Linked DNA regions of Homo sapiens: region 1 is linked to region 2. A link is a contact called in ENCODE Hi-C or POLR2A ChIA-PET data. All regions are on one chromosome and are shown on one strand. The core of a region is the stretch at or near the end of the contact, and the rest is flanking DNA. Distances in the headings are between cores, read along the strand shown. Region 1 overlaps ALAS1 (5'-aminolevulinate synthase 1). Region 2 overlaps RFT1 (RFT1 glycolipid translocator homolog).

Region 1 (5,982 bases), core at 1-2,500, 890 kb after region 2:
GAGAAGCCGCGCACCACTATCTCAGGTCCTGCAGGAAGTGGTTGGAGCTGGGCCAGGGTGGGGCTGGGTGGGAGGCGGCGCCCTCTGCATTGTAGTCAGGAAGGGTACTCAGAGATGGCTCCAGGTTCTCTCCTCCACACGGCGGCCATCCTTGCCCATCAGCACGGCCAGGAAAGAGACAGGACTCAGGCCAGATTGCCTGGGCTTGCCTGCCAGTTCTGCCATTTGGATTGTCTCAGGCAGGTGACCTCCCCTACTGGAGCCTCAGCTTGCTCGCTCTATAAATGGGAATGAGCAGCGCCACTCTGCAGGACGTTGGAGGGATTCGTACACTATGGGTAAGGGTCTGAAACACTGAGCAGGGCCTCAGTTATTATTAGGTGATGGGATTTACACGCAGGACCCTCAACTGATGTGGCTTCAGTGTTTCTCTCTCCACCCAGTGCCTCCCAGGGCACTGACAGGGTTCAGATGTGGTTGCATCAGAGGCACATGCAGCTGGGACAGTAGCTGTCTCTGGGAGCAGGACCAGGGCTCCTGGGAAAGTCCATGGACCTGGTGTTATCCCCTCGTGTTGGGGAGCAGAGAGTGCTTCCCAGCACAAGGAAGTAGAGGAGCAGGCATGAGACTCAGGCAACCTGATAGAGGAAAACTTCAAGGAGAGGAATGTCTGTTCACTAAGATTTCAAATACAGTTTGCCCTTTTCCCTTTAGGACACCTTATTTAATGCCGTCAGCTTCTAAATATCCTTAGAGAACTTTCATGACATCGTAGTTTCACACTAGAGTTGCTTATAAAAGCCAAACTTCCTTTCTTTTCTTTCTTTTTTTTTTTTTTTGTAAGACGGACTCTCGCTCTGTTACCCAGGCTGGAGTGTAGTGGTGTGATCTTGGTTCACTGCAACCTCCGCTTCCCGGGTTCAAGCGATTCTCCTGCCTCAGCCTCCCAAGTAGCTGGGATTACAAGTGCGCACCATCACGCCTGGCTAATTTATTGTATTTTTAGTAGAGATGGGGTCTCATCATGTTGGCCAGGCTGGTCTCGGACACCTGACCTCAAGTGATCCACCTGCTTTGGCCTCCCAGAGTGTTGGGATTACAGGCGTGAGCCATGGAGCCCGGCCCAAACTTCCATTTTTAAGCAGTTCACGAATCCCGCCTACTTCCTGCAGATCACCCGGTCCTTCGTTCTCATAACCCCAAGAAGCAGGGAGGGGCACATGCACCTGAGGGCCTTGCTTCTGCTGGCTCTGGGTCTTACGAAGGAAGAGTGGATCTTCCTAAGCATTCAGGTAGCAACATTACCCCAGCTGGAGGAGAACAATCCCATTTGAAGGAAGGGAGGTGATGGAGTCCTGGGCGTGGGAATGACAGGGACAATGGAAAGCCCTGAAAGCTCCTGTGAGGCAGCAGAGCCAGGAATGCTAAGCGAGGCTCGTTTCCTGAGCAGGAAGGAACTGAATCATGATTCCGAGGTGATGTGGTTTCCATCAAGCCCTGTAGCCTGCCTAGGTGTATGGTTTTATCTGATGGGAGTGTGACTCAGCCGAGCTCTGAGGGTGTGTGCCCCAGGCCCACTGCCAGCTTCCTGGGAAGGGGTGCCAGCCCAACTCTGTACAGAGAGGAGAAAACACAGCTGCCGTTTCTAGAGCTACGAGAAGGGAGGCGAGGTCAAAGGACTCTGCTCAACTCCAGCTGCTTGGTTTTGCTTCAGCTGTCTCAGTCTTTCTAGTAAACTTGACCTGTTGCCATTGGGTTTCTTTTTCTTTCATTCAGTACACATTTGTTTAGCATCCACTATGTATTAGGCACTGTGCTGGACTTTAAGGACACGGAAGTGAGAATACAGGGCACCTGTCCTCAGGGAGATGACATTACAACAGGGCAAATGGCCAGCAGGGGAAAAGTCATTGTGGGTGGTGACCAGAGCTCTGAAGGGCATCATGTCAGAGGCCAAGCAATGGTGAGACTGCAAGACGGTCTGCCTTAGCCGGCATGCTCAGCATGGTCTCCTTGGGGACCCTTGTCTGAGTGAAGAGAGGCAGCCACACCATGATCCAGGGGAGAAGCATACTGGCAGAGAAAGAATGGCTCACACCAGGGCCTGGAAGTTGCAGAGAACCTAGGTATTTGAGGCCCACAGTGAACAAACGAGGGTAGGATGGGAGACGGGTCTGGAGAACTGGATGGGACCTTGATCCCAACTTTGTCAGCCTGTGTGAGGAGCTTAGGGTTTTGTTTTGTTTTGAGATGGAATCTCACTCTGTCACCCAGGCTGGAGTGCAGTGGCATGATCTCGGCTCACTGCAACCTCCACCTCCTGGGCTCAAGTGATTCTCCTGCCTAGCCTCCCGAGTAGCTGGGATTACAGGTGCATGCCACTACGCCTGGCTAATTTTTTGTATTTTTAGTAGAGATGGGGTTTCACCATCTTGGCCAGGCTGGTCTCGAACTCCTGACCTCAAGTGATCTACCTGCCTTGCCTTCCCAAAGTGCTGGGATTACTTACAGGTGTGAGCCACCATGCCTGGCCTAGGGTTTTTGAGTCAGGGTCTCGCTCCGTCTCCCAGGCTGGAGTGCAGTGATGCAGTCTCAGCTCACTGCAGCCTCGATTGCCTGGGCTCAAACGATCCTCCCACCTCAGCCTCCCCCGAGCAGCTGGACTACAGGTGTGCACCACCACACCTGGCTAATTTTTAAATTATTTGTAGAGAGAGGATTTCCCATTGTTGCCCAGGCTGCTCTCACAAACTCCTGGGCTGAAACAATTCTCCCACCTCAGCCTCCCAAAGTGCTGGAATTACAGGCTGGGATTACAGGCATCAGCCACCATGCCCACCATGCCCAGCCTGAATTTAGAATTTAACCGGATTGTGACTGGAAGACCCAGGAAAGTTTTCTGCAGGGTAGGGACATGATCTGATTTTATTTTTAAAAGATCTTCTCTAGGAAGGCTGCTCTTGGGGTGAGTTGGGCAGATGCCATATGGTGGCATGATGAGGGTGGCGGCAGAGGAGGGGATGAGATGTGGCCGGGCCTGAGATGCACTTCAGAGGTGGAACTTACAGGACTTGCTAGTAGTGTGCATGTGAGGGAAAGGGCTGATTTCCACAGGAGAGGTCTGGGTGCCTGGGCAGATGAGAAGGCAAGAAGAAGACCAGGCAGCGAGGGGCAGCAGACCCTGGGTGCCCTCCGTGCCTGTGTGGTTGGAGGTACCTGTTTGACACCCAGGCAGAGATGGCAGTGCACAGATGCAGCTCAAAGCCCAGGCTGCGAGAGATTCTGTGGGGTGGGGGAGTTGAGTACAGTTAAGAGACGAGCCTGGTGGGGCCGTCAACATTCACAGCAAGACCCACCCAAATGGAACAAGAACCAGCTCATGGGGCAGGGGGAGAACAATCGGCAGAGGTTAGTGGCACAGACGCTTAGAGGAGAAGCTTCAAAAAGGCCAAGGACAACCACTGCAAATACCACTGAGATCCACCAAAGGAAGACAGAACTGGCCACCGGACTTGGCAAGATAGAGACAGATGTGAGAGACGAGCAGCCTTCCTAGAGAACAGGGATGAAAGGGCAACTGCTTAGAACAGGGGCAGCACAGAGGGGCAGGGGCAGCAAGAAGGGGGTCTGGACAGAGAGAGCTTATTTTTCAGAAGGGGGACAAAGCCTCTGCAGGCCAAGGAGAATGAACCAGCAGAGGGGGAGAAATTCTGCAGCAAAGAGATGGCTGCAGGACCATGCAAGAAACAACAGGACCTGAAATACAAACGGAGAGAGGCAGGATGAGGAGCACAAACCCCTCTGCCTTTGCTGGATGGGACACAACTACAGGTGCAGGAAGCTGACAGGCTGGAGGACAGGGTGGTGACAGACAAGCCAGTCTTCTGACGCCCAGACTTTCACAGGGAAGAATGGGGTCAAGGCAGTAGCTGAAAGGGAAAGTCAGGGGGAGGCAGCTGTAGCAGGACTGCTGGGCAGCACTGACTGTCCATTGAAGATGTGAAGTGAGAAGTTTAAAGTGAAACCGGCCGCCAAGGTGGTGTCACTCTTTCAAAACTGTTCAGTTGCCGGGTGCGGCTGGGTCAGCCACTGGATACAGTAGGCATTAAGGAGGTAGCAGGGCTCAAGCAGTGGGAGGTTCTGCTGCTCCTCCTCTGAAGCCATTACCAGAGCTCCAGTACTTCATTCAGTTTATTCATTCCTAGAATACAGACTGAACTTAAAGGGATGATGACAATTATTATTTTTTATTTCAGAGGCAGTCTTGCTCTGTCACCCAGGCCGGAGTGCAGTGGAGCAATCATGGCTCACTGCAGCTTCAAACTCCTGGCCTAAAGTGATCCTCTTGCTTTGGCCTCCCAAGTGTTGTGATTACAGGTGTTAGCCACTGTGTCTAGCCAATGAAGAATGTTATCCAGTAGCCAATAGCAGAAAGAACCACCATTTAAGCAAGAATTTATTTCCAGGACTATGTTTTTACTATAGATTAAAATTTAATATAACTTAATTCACATATAAAGACAACTCTGAAGACCATCTGGATATGATAATGGCCTGGGGTTAAGTGAAATAATTGAGGTCATGCTCAGGCCTGAGCAGATACCAACTTGCTCAAGCCTGAGAAATAGGACTTCTCTCTTTCACTCATCACTTCAAAATGCAGTGGCCTCCTGCAGAAGTTGCACTCAGCTGAGGAATGAGGCTTCAGTTCCAGCCCCACTTGCTTCCATGTGACTAGCAGATTCTCTGAGGAGAAACAGTTTTTAAATATTAAAGGGAGTAATATACACAAGAGAAATGAAAACATATGTCCACACAAAAACTTGTACACAAATGTTCATAGCAGCATTATTCATAATAGTTAACAAGAGAAACAACCAAATGTCCACCAATAGACGGATAAACAAAATGTGGTAAATCTGTACAATGGAAGGTTATTTGGTAACAGAAAGAAATGAAGTGCTGATGAATGCTACAGCATGGATGAGCCTTGCAGACATGATGCTGGAAGAAGGCAGACACAAAGGAGCACAGGCGGTATGATTCCACTTAGACACAAGGTCCAGAAAAGGCAAATCCATAGAGACAGAAAGAGCCGTGGTTGACAGGGGCTGGGGATGGGGAAAAGAGGAGTGACTCCTAATGGGTAGGGGCTTCTGAGGTGATGAAAATGTTCTAGAATCAGATAGAAGTGATGGTTGCATAACACTGGGAGTGTACTTAAAAATCATAGACTTGGATACTTTAAAAGGGTGAATTTTATGGTAAGTGAGCTATATCTCTACTGAGATAAGGCTTTTATAAAAATTTTAAGGCTTTTATAAAAATAAATAAAGAGAAAAATAAAACCCAGAGTTGGGCTTGATTTCACAGGCCTGTAGGGAAGAAGCTGCTCCAACACTGCCACGTGACAGTTTAAACCCAGCATTTCCAACAGAACAGAGAGCCTGTGAGGAAGCTGAGCCACGCTGGGCGGGCTTGGGAAGGCAATGTACCTTCGAGGCAGAGGTGACCTGTGGCTAATAGCCCCCTTCCATCTCTGCCTTTAGGTTGGACATGGGTGGAGCAGTATAGAACCACGGGGCAGTTGAAAATATTGAGCAATTCCTCTTATCAGAGGCGATTAGGTGTGGGGTTATTCAAGGATTATACAACATCATGGAGTAGAGGGCAGTGGTGAAGACAAATGTGAGGTGGACTCCGGAGGGACAGCGGGGACTCAAGCCTTCAGAGGCCTCTTCTCCCTGCAAGTCATTACTGTGCATCCTTCAGCCACGTAGACAAGGGGGCACTGGAAACACTGAGCGGATTCCCAGGCTCCCTCAGAGCTCCCAAAATGACTCTCCACCCTCTTGATGTGAATCAGACAATAAATACCTTTTAGGGTTTTGAACCATTTGAGGGCATGCTTAGTTACTTGGAAAAAGAAGAAACAGGCCGGGCACCAGGGCTCACACCTGTAATCCCAGCACTTTGGAAGGC
Region 2 (5,880 bases), core at 1,108-3,607:
GTCTGCCCACCTCAGCCTCCCAAAGTGCTAGGATTACAGGTGTGAGCCCCCATACCTGGCCATGTGACCTTACTCTTGATCCAGCCCTCTCAGGACTCTAAAGCTGTCCCCATTGCCCTGCAGATGCCCAGCCATGGGCTAGTCTTAGGCGTAAGAATGCTTCCCTTATCCTCAGAGTCTCAAGAGCCAAAGGATGCAGAAGTTGGAGCCAGGCTAATCAAGGGCATAGGGAGGAGAGGAAGTGGTTGTTGGCTTTCGCTCACCACACCAATTATTTAAGCTTCTTACAACTGGGACATGCCCAGAGCTACACTCTGACTGTAAGATTCTGTATACTCGGGTTGGTAAATACAGAAGAAGAGATTTTAATCTAGGAGTATTTTGTTGTAGGAGCTTCACTTTTTCCAAAACCACTGAAAATGTCTGACTTTTCTTAGAATAGCAAGCTAGTTCAGCCTCTTGCTTGTCTTAGAAGAAATTTAGTAAAATACAGTTTATGCACAATATCTCAAAATGAGCTAATCTGGTACTCAGTCTGATTTAGGAATATTTTCCTAAGAGTACCTTCACAGTATCATCATAATTTTGGAATGTTTAGCAGGAGAAGCACAGAGCTGGCTAGTGTATATGAAAACTTGCTGCACATTTAAGAATAAATATTAGTGGTCTGGTGCAGTGGCTCATGCCTGTAAGCCTCACGCTTTGGGAGGCCAAGGCAGGAGGATTGCTTGAGGCCAGGAGTTTGAGATTAGCCTGGTCAACATAGTGAGACTCCCTTCTCTATTTCTATTTAAAAAAAAAAAAAAGAACAAATATCAGAGGGGAAAGTGAGTGTTTCCTAAGCAATATTTGAAACAATTTATCCCAAGTGAATTGAAAACTAACCCTCCCCCTTACGACCTAAGGAGACACACACTTTTTCCTTCATTTGCTAACTGACGTGAAAACAAACACACTACAAAAAAATAGTGATATCCATCACGCTGTTGGAAGAGTGAACTGTAAAACAGTGAAGGGAGAAGGCCAGACGTGAAGGATGAAGGTTTTCTTCAGCTCATGATTCATCCAACTTCCTTCCCTCTTCCCTGGCCCCAGGAGGACGTTGCTGTGGCTGCTGCAGTCTTGGAGTCCCTGCTCAAGCTGGCCCTGCTGGCCGGCCTGACCATCACTGTTTTTGGCTTTGCCTATTCTCAGCTGGCTCTGGATATCTACGGAGGGACCATGCTTAGCTCAGGATCCGGTACGCACAAGAGTTTTTCTGGATTTTTTCTGATTTCCCAACATAAATAGAAGAGTCACGAAATTCAAGAACTTGTGCACACACAGTTGTTATCTGTGTCAGTGTAGGGAAAACTGTCTGGTGGCAGGGGCTGTGGGACTGTTCCCCTCGTTCAACTCCAGACACACACTCAAGGTATAGGCAGGGGCGTTGGCGCCAGGACAATCAGCTTCCCCAGCCTCACTTGGAGAAGTTATTAGGACTTCTCCTTGCTGTTGGCTTTCCTCTCGGGCCTAGAATGTGTTTTGCCAAGCGCTTCCCTGTGCTCCCTCTGGGGTGAGGGAGGAAGGCAGAGGGCAGACGGTAATGAGTCTCCACTTGGTACTAAACACATCTGAAGATAGTAAATGCCACATAAATCTCCCAGCCTAGTGCATAAAAGCCTCTGAAGGATAACCCAAAGCCATTTGCAGAGAATAAAATTGATCTCTGCAAATAAAATGGTATATTTAATCCAGTGACTCTCAGTTTTTGAAGAAGAAAAGTATTGAATGTGTCTAATTTTGAAACACCAGGCCGCTGAGGATCTCACAGCACTTGTTAGGTCTTGGGGACTTCATCAATTTCAAAATGTGCTGGGCTGTAAGCTGGCAGTCCATTTGCAGTGCTTCATCTTGGGTTTAGCAAAGATGTTTTTAATTTCTCAGGTCGCTGGACAAGAACGCTGAGGACTTCTTTCTGCTGCCCCATCTCAATATAAAGGGCTTTGTCAAATGCCATTTTACAAGTTCACTAGCATGTTTTAGTCTCCACTACAATGGGGCCCAAACTTTTGGTGTTAGGGGAGGAAGGGCCAGGTTTCTATACCAGAGCAAAGGTCATTAAGTTTGGAGAAACACCTGCTGTGAAACCAGTGAAGTGGTTTGCAGCTCCCTGGGGCTTGTGCTGTGAGAAGTGTATTTCCATCTGGCAGCTGTGGGGAGGCCTCATGAGGAAGGCATTAGTAAGTTTATGGGCAGAGATTGGGAACTCGACTATTCTGTAGCAGCTCTTCCCCTTTAGAAAGCAATCACCAAGGAGCAGCCTCTAATGTCACACAATCACAGGGCGTTGCCTCAAGGAGGGGGCTGTCCCATCATTATCATGACTCAGCCCATCATCTTAGTTTTGAAAGTGGAACTCGCAACACTGCTGTCCCCAGTTGTGTACTTGTCTTTGTCTTCACCCTGGAAGTGGACTACTTACCTGTGAGCTGTACTGGCCATCTCCAGATGTGGGACTCGGACACAGCACGGACAGGCTTTTGTGTAGGGGTGTGGCTTCTCTTCCGTTGTTTGGGATTAGCCCTGCATTTAATTAGGGTCTTTGTAAGTGTTCTAGAGGCTTTTCTTAGAAATCCTTCTCACACCTAGCTTTGCTTTGCTTTTTCTTTTCTTTTCTTTTTTCTTGGTAACTCACAGAACAACACCTAGCTTTTCTATCCTTAAGCAAAACCCACACATTCACAGAATTTCCCCAAGATTTCTTACATTTCTCTCTTAGGTGCTTCTCTCTTGTCCCTCTGCCTTTTACTTTTTTCCTTCTCTATCCCCTTGTCTTAATGAACTAGGGCTGCCATGACAAAGTACCACAGACTGCGTGGCTTTAAACAACAGAACATATTGTCCGTCAGTTCTGGAGGCCAGAAGTGCACAATGAAGCTATGGCCAGGGCCGTGTTCTCTCTGAAGGCTCGAGGAGAGGCCCCTTCCTACCTCTTCTAGTTGCTAATGGTTGCTGGCATCCTGGCGTTCCTTGACTTGCAGCTGCAGTACTGCGGTCACATGGCTGTGTTCTCTCTGTCTTCACGTCATCATCCCCCTTGCGCTCTTCACGTCATCATCTCCCTGCACGTGTCTGCCTCAATGCAAGTTTCCCCCACTTTTTTTTTTTTTTAGTGAGATGAAGTCTCACTCTATCACCCAGGCTGGAGTACAGTGGTGTGATCTCGGCTCACTGCAGCCTCCACCTCCCGGGTTCAAGAGACTCCCGCCTCAGCCTCCCGAGTAGCTGAGATTACAGGCACACCCTACCACACCCGACTAAGTTTTTGTATATTTAGTAGAGACGGGGTTTCGCCATGTTGGCCAGGCTGGTCTCAAACTCCTGACCTCAGATGATCTGCCCCCCTTCAGCCTCCCAAAGTGCTGAGATTACAAGCATGAGCCACTGCACCTGACCAAGTTTCCCCTTTTTATAAGGACACCTGTCATATAGGATCAGGGCCTGCCCTAATGACCTCATTTTAACTCAGTTTTCTTCATGAACACCCTGTTTCCAAATAAGGACAGATTCTCAGGTACCACTGGTCAGGACATTAACATATCTATTTTGGGGGGACAGTTCAACTTAAAACACCCCTCAATTCAGTCTACAATCGAAGGTTGGTTCCATTCTTGAATTCCCCAAATGGACACAAAACCCTTTACGTGAGTCACTGATTGGTGCCAGAGTTTGTGTTCTCCATGCCTCACGACAGCCCACTGTTCACCTACTGATGGGCCCTCCTGTGCCATTAGCGTTCAGTTACCACGTAAGGAGGCCCCCCACTCTTCTCTGCTTCTGCCAGGGAGAGGAGGTTGGGGAGAAGCAGGAGGCACACTTGAGCATAGCCTTGAGCCTCCCGGGTGCAGAGCCTGGTCCCCGCCTCCCTTCCTGGAGTCACCGTCAGCTGGGGTGGGGGCCAGGCTACTTCCTGCAGCGGCTTGACAAGCAAAATGCAATGTGAGGTGATAAACATGGAATCTGAGACAGGGCCGTGGAAAACGGTTTTTTGTTGAGCGTCGGGGCTGCCCTGTTAGTATTCCTTTTATAATTTTGTGACTGCCATAAAACTGTTTAGGGGTCCCACAGCATGGAGATCTTTTGTATTAAACAGCTTTCATAAACCCTGAATGAGTTCCAGATTCTGAGACTCCGGAACTTCAGTCCCCCTCCTTTTCTTTCAGTGGTTATGTGTTTTTTTTGGGAGTTTTTTTTCTCCCTTTGTTGAGGTATAATTTACATAAAGTAAAATGCTGTTCTCTTAAGAGTACAGTTTGGTAAGTTTTGACAAATATGTACAAAAAATCCCATGTAACTACCAAACAGATTCAGACATAGAATATCTCCATTTCCCCAGAAAGTTCTTTTGGGACCCTTTCTAGTCAACTACCCCACTCCACCTCAGAGACAAAGAGAAATCAGAAGAAATCTGATTTCTATCACCATGGATCAGTATTTCTTTTAAAAGTAATTTTATATCAATGAAATGCAGCATGTGCGCTCTTGCATTTGGCATATTTCCTTCAATATAAAGTTTTTGAGATTCTTCCATGGTTTCGCATGGATCAGTGATTTTTATTATCTTTTCTTGCTAAGTATTCCTTTGTGTGGATGGCCCACGTTTTGTTTATTCTTTCTTCTGTTGATGGTCAGTTTTGGCTATTATGAATCAAACTGCTACAGATGCTTTTGTGTAAGTGTTTTTGTGAACATGTGTGTTCATTTCTGTTGGATATATACCTAGGGGTGCAATTGCTGGGTCGTAGGTTAGGTGTTTGTTTATTTTATTAGGTGCTTGATTATGGCCCTCTTAAAAGGGGGGAATCAATCCCATTTGTAAGCCTCCTGTTCTCTGCTTAGAAGATTTTTCCGAAGCTTGTTAGCTATAGAACTGCATTACTTTGTTTTAGAAGAAAATACTATTATGGGCACTGGTTCTCACTTTGGATTTGTGTAATTTTCTGCTGGTCCTGGGCCCCTGGCTTTTGTTAAAGGTCTTTTCTTCAGGACCTGCTCAACTGAGATTCCCTTAACATGCAGGGTCACTACTGACTTTGAGTCCAAACCAGCAGGCCTATTCATGCTGATGAAAAAAGGGAACAGACTTGCTTGCTAGCCAGATAAGCTTTTAGTTGTCCAGCAAGAGATCTGTACATTTATTCATAATTGTTCTTTTTTGTGTGTGTGATAAGGTCTTGTTCTGTCACCCAGGCTGGAGTGCAGTGGCACTATCATGGCTCACTGCAGCTCTGACCTCCCCAGACTCAGGTGATCCTCCCACCTCAACCTCCCGAGTAGCTGGGACTACAGGCATGCCCACCACACACAGCTAACTTTTGTATTTTTGGTAGACACGGGGTTTCATCATGTTGCCCAGGCTGGTCTCTAACCTCTGGGCTCTAGCAGTCTGCTGGCCTTGGGCCTCCCAAAGTGCTAGGATTACAGGTGTGAGCCACCGTGCCCAGCCTGTCATTTTGTTTTTTGCTGATTATTTAGTCAATGCCATAGAATGTTGGGAATCCTTCTAGATTATTAAGACCCTGGGCTCTAGCATGCAGTCTGCCCATTGCTGATACCAGCAGACCTCATAGTCTGGTTCTGGTTCTCTGGGTACTCAGCAGCACTGAGGGTACATGTGGGCCTTCTGATTGGGCTCTGGAGTCTCAGTGAGTTGTTTCCTTGTAGGTCCTGTTTTGCTGCGTTCCTACTGTCTCTATGTTCTCCTGCTTGCCATCAATGGAGTGACAGAGTGTTTCACATTTGCTGCCATGAGCAAAGAGGAGGTCGACAGGTGGGTAACCTAGCAGGTACACCTTTAATCATGGCCTTCAGCCAAAATGAAATAACTTGTCAAGCTTT

The links. A loop is a pair of places that touch in the nucleus more often than their neighbours do. ChIA-PET counts read pairs that join two places held with the same protein, here RNA polymerase II (POLR2A). Pooled maps may share reads with other maps.
Region 1: a loop to region 2 is called in a pooled map, with 6 times the contacts of the local background. The contact joins two enhancer-like sites. A Hi-C loop is called at or near these places in 1 of 50 pooled maps. POLR2A ChIA-PET finds 5 or more read pairs at or near these places in 2 of 52 experiments (PC-3 and activated T-cell).

Annotation. Positions count from the first base shown.
Region 1 is chr3:52,212,784-52,218,765 of GRCh38, reverse strand. ALAS1 (5'-aminolevulinate synthase 1) reads right to left here. Exons shown (of 12, transcript NM_000688.6): 12 at 4,439-4,746. The coding sequence ends at 4,586. Among named protein-coding and RNA genes, the nearest start is that of TLR9, 9.9 kb to the left of the region's middle. Within about 2 kb of position 1,250, at least 29 of the 41 ENCODE cell types and tissues checked have a DNase peak (open chromatin) inside an H3K27ac peak, as active enhancers do.
Region 2 is chr3:53,099,313-53,105,192 of GRCh38, reverse strand. RFT1 (RFT1 glycolipid translocator homolog) reads left to right here. Exons shown (of 13, transcript NM_052859.4): 10 at 1,096-1,240; 11 at 5,707-5,812. Among named protein-coding and RNA genes, the nearest start is that of RFT1, 28 kb to the left of the region's middle. RefSeq lists enhancers at 1,877-2,378, 2,378-2,427. Within about 2 kb of position 2,357, at least 2 of the 41 ENCODE cell types and tissues checked have a DNase peak (open chromatin) inside an H3K27ac peak, as active enhancers do.